2 separate regions of the Homo sapiens genome follow, and region 2 is linked to region 1. Evidence: chromatin contacts called from ENCODE Hi-C or POLR2A ChIA-PET data. All regions are on one chromosome and are shown on one strand. The core of a region is the stretch at or near the end of the contact, and the rest is flanking DNA. Distances in the headings are between cores, read along the strand shown. Region 1 overlaps SYNE2 (spectrin repeat containing nuclear envelope protein 2). Region 2 overlaps SYNE2 (spectrin repeat containing nuclear envelope protein 2).

Region 1 (2,678 bases), core at 90-2,589:
TTCACTGTTTTCAGTTTCAGGGAAAGCGCTTCAGCCTCATGTTGAGTGGCTCCATTATCTCCCAGGCCCTGATCTTTGCAAGTCTCTAACAGAAAGGCAACCTTGTGCTCAATCTCTGTTAGCATAGCCTAGGAAATAAAAGCATTTAATTATTCATAATGTTGTTCTTGAAGAAGTATTGTGCCTGCAAACAAGTTAAGACTTACTCTTTTTACTTAAGTGTATACAAGAAGTCCCAGAAACACAGGATGGAAGAAACCCTGGAAAAACAAAAACTTCCACAGAATTCTTGTACTTTTCAGTAGGGATGCAACCAAACCAATCCCAATTACACATGTCACTCTGTAAAATAATTTAAGTAAATGACTCTATAGTCGCCTTACAAAACATAGCAGAATGTATCCAGCAGAGGATAGTGGTTAAGAACACAGATCTTGGAACTAGACTATCTGGTTTCAGATCCCAGTCCTACCACTTAGTAGATGTGTAAACACAGGCACCTTACTTTAGAGGAGTGTGCCTCTAGTAGTCTGTAAAATGAAGATAATAACCGAACTCACCTCCTAAGGTCATTATCAGGAGTGAATGAATTAAATCCATGTACTTTGGCCAGTGCTTGATACATCTGTGCTTAAAAAGTGCAGATATTCTTATTTTCCCCCTACCTTCCTAATCTTTTTTTTTTTTTTTTTCTGAGACGGAGTCTCACTCTGTTGCCCAGGATAGAGTGCAGTGGTGTGATCTCGGCTCACTGCAACCTCCACCTCCCAGGTTCAAGTAATTCTCCTGCCTCAGCCTCCCGAGTAGCTGGGATTACAAGAGTGCGCCACCACGCCCAGCTAATTTTTGTATTTTTAGTAGAGATGGCGTTTCGCCATTTTGGCCAGGCTGGTCTCAAACTCCTGACCTCGTGATCTGCCCACCTAGGCCTCCCAAAGTGCTGGGATTACAGGCATGAACCACCATGCCTCGCCTACCTTCCTAATCTTTTATGTTGCAATCCAAGTGTGGAGTAGGAATTTAAAAAAGAATTCCACGTAACTGTTTGAAAATTATTTCCCTTGCTCTTTTCCTTCTCTTTCTCAAGACAAATAAGCCTCCAAACTCTCACAACACCATAGAAGAAATAATTTGGAACCTGAAATATTTAGTTATTGATACAACCGGCCAATTCACACAAATCTAAAAATATATCAGCTGGATGAAGTAAGTTTCCCAGTAAGTCTCGGTCATTGTATTCCTGCTCAACAGATCAAGTTTGCCCTCTCCTGGGGCTCAGCAGCCTGCTCGGTCATGCCAGCTGGCTGGGCACTCACGTCAGCAGCAACAGACAAACTCACATTCCAGCACCATGATCATTTGTACTAAAACTCGGTGCGTGACTAAGAACAAGTTCCATTCATTGAGCGAATTTAAGGAATTAAAAATTTTCCTTAAGGACGAACTCTATTCTTAAAACAAAATTGCAAATAATTTATCCTATAACTCCTTCATCCAAGCAAGCTGTAACAGGCCCCTTTATCTATGCTTTTACTTTCTGTGGTTTCAGTTACCTGCAGTCAATCAGGGCTCAAAAATATTAAATGGAAAATTCCAGAAATAAATAATTCATACATTTTAAATTTTGCACCACCTGAGTAGCGTGATAAAATTGCACACCATCCTGCTCCATCCCGCCCAGGATGTGAATCATCCCTTTGTCCAGCATATTCATACTCCAGCACTCGGCTCATTAGTTACTTAGTAGAGGTTGAGTATACCTAATCTGAAAATCCAAAATCCCAAAATGCTCCAAAACCTGAAACTTTTTATGCACCATGCCAGAAGTGGAAAATTCCACACCCAACCTCATGTGATGGGTCACAGTTGAACTCTGTTTCATGTATAAAATTATTAAAGTTATTATATAAAATAACCTTCAGGATATGTATATGAGGTATAGATAAAACATAAATTGAGGCCTAGCATGGTGGCTCATACCTGTAATCCCAGCACTTCGGGAGGCTGAGGCAGGAGGCTCACTTGAGGCCAGGAGTTTGAGACCAGCCTGGGCAACACAGTGAGACCCTGAGTCTACAAAAAATAAAATTAGCCAGGCATGGTGGTGTACGCCTGTAGTCCCAGCTATTCCGGAGACTGGGGCAGGAGGATTGCCTGAGCCCGTCAGGTCAAGGCTGCAGTGAGCCATGATCATGCTACTGCACTCCAGCCTGGGTAACAGAGCAAGACCCTGTTAACTCTAATATAAATAAAGAAATTAATTAATTAATTTAGTGTTTAGACTTGGGTCCTCTCTCTAAGATATCTCATTATGTATTTGCAAATATTCCAAAATCCCTCCCAAAAAACCAAATGCAAAATACTTCTAGTTCCAAGCATTTGGGGATAAGGGATACTCACTCTGTAGCCATCTCAGTTGTCAGATCGAAAAAACATAATACACACAGAGTTTGGTACTATCCACGGTTTCAGGCATCCATTGGGGGTCTTGTAACACAACCCCCACAGACAAAGGTGGGACTACTCTACTTATGTCCTCTATAGATTCTTCTAAGTTTAAACAATATGTACCCATAGACTGTACAGTGGCTATAAACAAAATGTAGCATAATTTTATGCTCTGTTTTTCCCACTTAACTATTACATACTTTTTCATCTGTCTCCACACGTTTCATGAT
Region 2 (2,678 bases), core at 87-2,586, 35 kb after region 1:
AAAAAACAGGCCGGGTGTGGTGGCTCACGCCTGTACTCCCAGCACTTTGGGAGGTCGAGGTGGGCAGATCAGCTGAGGTCAGGAGTTCAAGACCAGCCTGGCCAACATGGTGAAATCCTGTCTCTACTAAAAATACAAAATAAGGTCAGCGTGGTGGCACACGCCTGTAATCTCAGCTACTGGGGAAGCTGAGGCAGAAGAATCACTTGAACCTGGGAGGTGGAGGTTGCGGTGAGCCAAGATCGCACCATTGCACTCCAGGCTGGGCAAAAAGAGTGAAACTCCGTCTCAAAAAAAAAAAAAAATTAGTTTTCTATTTTTATAATGTCATTTTATGAATGTATGTTTCAGTTATTCTTACAACAGTAGTATTTGTGGAATTATCTTTAGGTTACAAAGACCTGTTTTAACAAATGCAATCCAGGTAGAAGGGTATAGTGCAATTAAAACAAACATTTAAAGCTTAGTTGAGAGTTCTGACACTTCTTTAAAAGTCAATATAAAAACTAATACCTGAATATGCTAGAAAATGGAAAAGGGCATCCTAAAAGTAAGATTATTGCACAAATGAGGATTTCACATAGGACTAGTTATTTGGGACTTACTTCCCAGGAGGAGATTAGGACACATCGGGACACATAGAAATAAACCCGAGCCTTCCTTGTCCCTACTTCCTTTCCTCAGTTCTAGCTCAGAAAGAAAGTCTAGCAATTTAGAATGTCCTGAAGTTTGAGAGATGCTTTTACATTTTTACATGTGTATCAGTAGAAGGTAGCAAAATCCCAGCTGCTTTTGCCTGAGCTCACTTTTGTACAGTTTTTTTTTTTAACTCATAATAAGCATTTGAAGGAAAAAAAAAAAGCATCATTCCTCTCTCTTGTCTTGGTAAAGTCCTCAAAAATAGTGAATCAGGGAGGTGATAAAGAGTTTAAAAATGACAAACTTTGGGGATGTGGAAAGTTAATCCAAGTGGGGGAAGGCAAAAAAAATCACAAGCAAGGGGAAGAAAAGAAAAAAAAATGGGTAGAAATGCAGCATCTTTACAACTGTTACCGTAAGAAAAAAATATGCCAACGATTCTCAAACGTCAGGGAGGTCTGAGGTCAGCAGCTCACTTAGGAACACACTGTGCCATTCCAAAGATAAAAAAAGGAGCTGAATCACCTTGGAAGTCTGATTCTGTAAACACTGTTACCAAATAAGCTTTTCTCTAAGGGATTCCTTCTCATGGCAGAATAAGAGAAGGGAAACACACCTGCGCAATGCAACTTCCCTAGTACTCAGCATCCGGAAGATGTTTTGCAGCCGAGGCCTCAAGTGGGAAAACACTTTCATTTGTTTTGACTTTGTAAGCCAGCATGGACACGTGGGGCATGTGTGGAGTACCAGCAAGGACAGGAAATTTGGAATCATGGTGTGTTAGAAGTGGAAGGAACCATGGGTTCGTTTTCTATTGCTGTGTAACTAATTACCACAAACTTAATGGCTTAAAACAAAACAAAGTTATCTCACAGTGTCCAAGGGTAAGGAGTCCAGGCATAGCTGAGGTGAGTCCTCCTTACAGGGAGCCACAAGGATGCAGTCCGGTGCCATCTGGAGCTTGGGGTTCTCTTTGAAGATCATTCAGGTTGTTGGCAAAATTCAGCTGTAGGACTGGGTTCCCTGTTTCCTTGCTGGCTCTCATTGACTCTCAGCTTCTAGAAAAAGCCTTTGGGCCCTAGCTCCATGGCCCTCTGACAATATAGCCGCTTTCTCAAGAAGAATCTCTCTGCACTCTGCTGCAGGCTGAGTAGCCCTTATCTGAAATGCTTGAGACCAGAAGCATTTCAGATTTTGGACTTTTTCAAATTTTGGAATGTAAGTATTATACTTACCGGTGGAGCATTCCAAATCCCAAAATCCCATATTAGAGAGCCTTATAATCATGTTAATCAAGTACTTATGGGAGTGACTACCCCATTACCTTAATCATATAACGTAACCTAGTCAATGAAGGGACTATCCCATCATATTCATATTCCTGCCCACATTCAAGTATTATTCTTTCAGGTCATATACACCAGAGGATGGGAATATTGGGGGGCATCTTAGAATTCTAACAACCAAAACCATCAGCACTATCCTATGCACATTCTTTTTTTTTTTTGAGACGGAGTCTTGCTTTGTCGCCCAGGCTGGAGTGCAGTGGTGCGATCTCGGCTCACTGCAAGCTCCGCCTCCTGGGTTCACGCCATTCTCCTGCCTCAGCCTCCCGAGTAGCTGGGACTACAGGCGCCCGCCACCGTGCCCAGCTAATTTTTTGTATTTTTAGTAGAGACAGGGTTTCACCGTGTTAGCCAGGATGGTCTCGATCTCCTAACCTTGTGATCCGCCCACATTCTTATTTCATGGGGAGAAACTGAGGTCCATAGAAGATATACTAAATTATCCAAAAAGTCATAAAGTAGTTATCAGGACAGTAAGAGCTGAATCCTGGTCTCCAAAATCCATGTCTACTGCTTGCCACTCTCTCAAGCTTCCTTCTGCCACTGACATGGTTAGCGGTAAGGTTGTATTTCAGGAAAGGAGGAAAAAAGCACCAAGACAATCAGCTAAGCCACGAATCTTTATGTAGATGCTATGAGTGGCAGAAAACCTGGAAGAACACTTACCTGCACAGTGCTAGCATGGTGACTCAG

The links. A loop is a pair of places that touch in the nucleus more often than their neighbours do. ChIA-PET counts read pairs that join two places held with the same protein, here RNA polymerase II (POLR2A). Pooled maps may share reads with other maps.
Region 2: a loop to region 1 is called in a map of ascending aorta, with 10 times the contacts of the local background. The contact joins two enhancer-like sites. A Hi-C loop is called at or near these places in 10 of 168 maps with a recorded cell type or tissue (MCF 10A, PC-3, aorta and 5 more), 2 of 37 single-sample maps with no recorded cell type and 13 of 50 pooled maps. POLR2A ChIA-PET finds 5 or more read pairs at or near these places in 4 of 52 experiments (AG04450, MCF 10A, OCI-LY7 and 1 more).

What each region holds. Positions count from the first base shown.
Region 1 is chr14:64,116,877-64,119,554 of GRCh38, reverse strand. It overlaps SYNE2 (spectrin repeat containing nuclear envelope protein 2), which reads right to left. Exons shown (of 116, transcript NM_182914.3): 67 at 1-128. Among named protein-coding and RNA genes, the nearest start is that of MIR548H1, 23 kb to the right of the region's middle. Within about 2 kb of position 1,339, at least 13 of the 41 ENCODE cell types and tissues checked have a DNase peak (open chromatin) inside an H3K27ac peak, as active enhancers do; they include ascending aorta and gastrocnemius medialis, where a contact is called at or near this core.
Region 2 is chr14:64,081,554-64,084,231 of GRCh38, reverse strand. SYNE2 (spectrin repeat containing nuclear envelope protein 2) reads right to left here. Exons shown (of 116, transcript NM_182914.3): 57 at 2,652-2,678. Among named protein-coding and RNA genes, the nearest start is that of MIR548H1, 12 kb to the left of the region's middle. Within about 2 kb of position 1,336, at least 6 of the 41 ENCODE cell types and tissues checked have a DNase peak (open chromatin) inside an H3K27ac peak, as active enhancers do; they include ascending aorta and gastrocnemius medialis, where a contact is called at or near this core.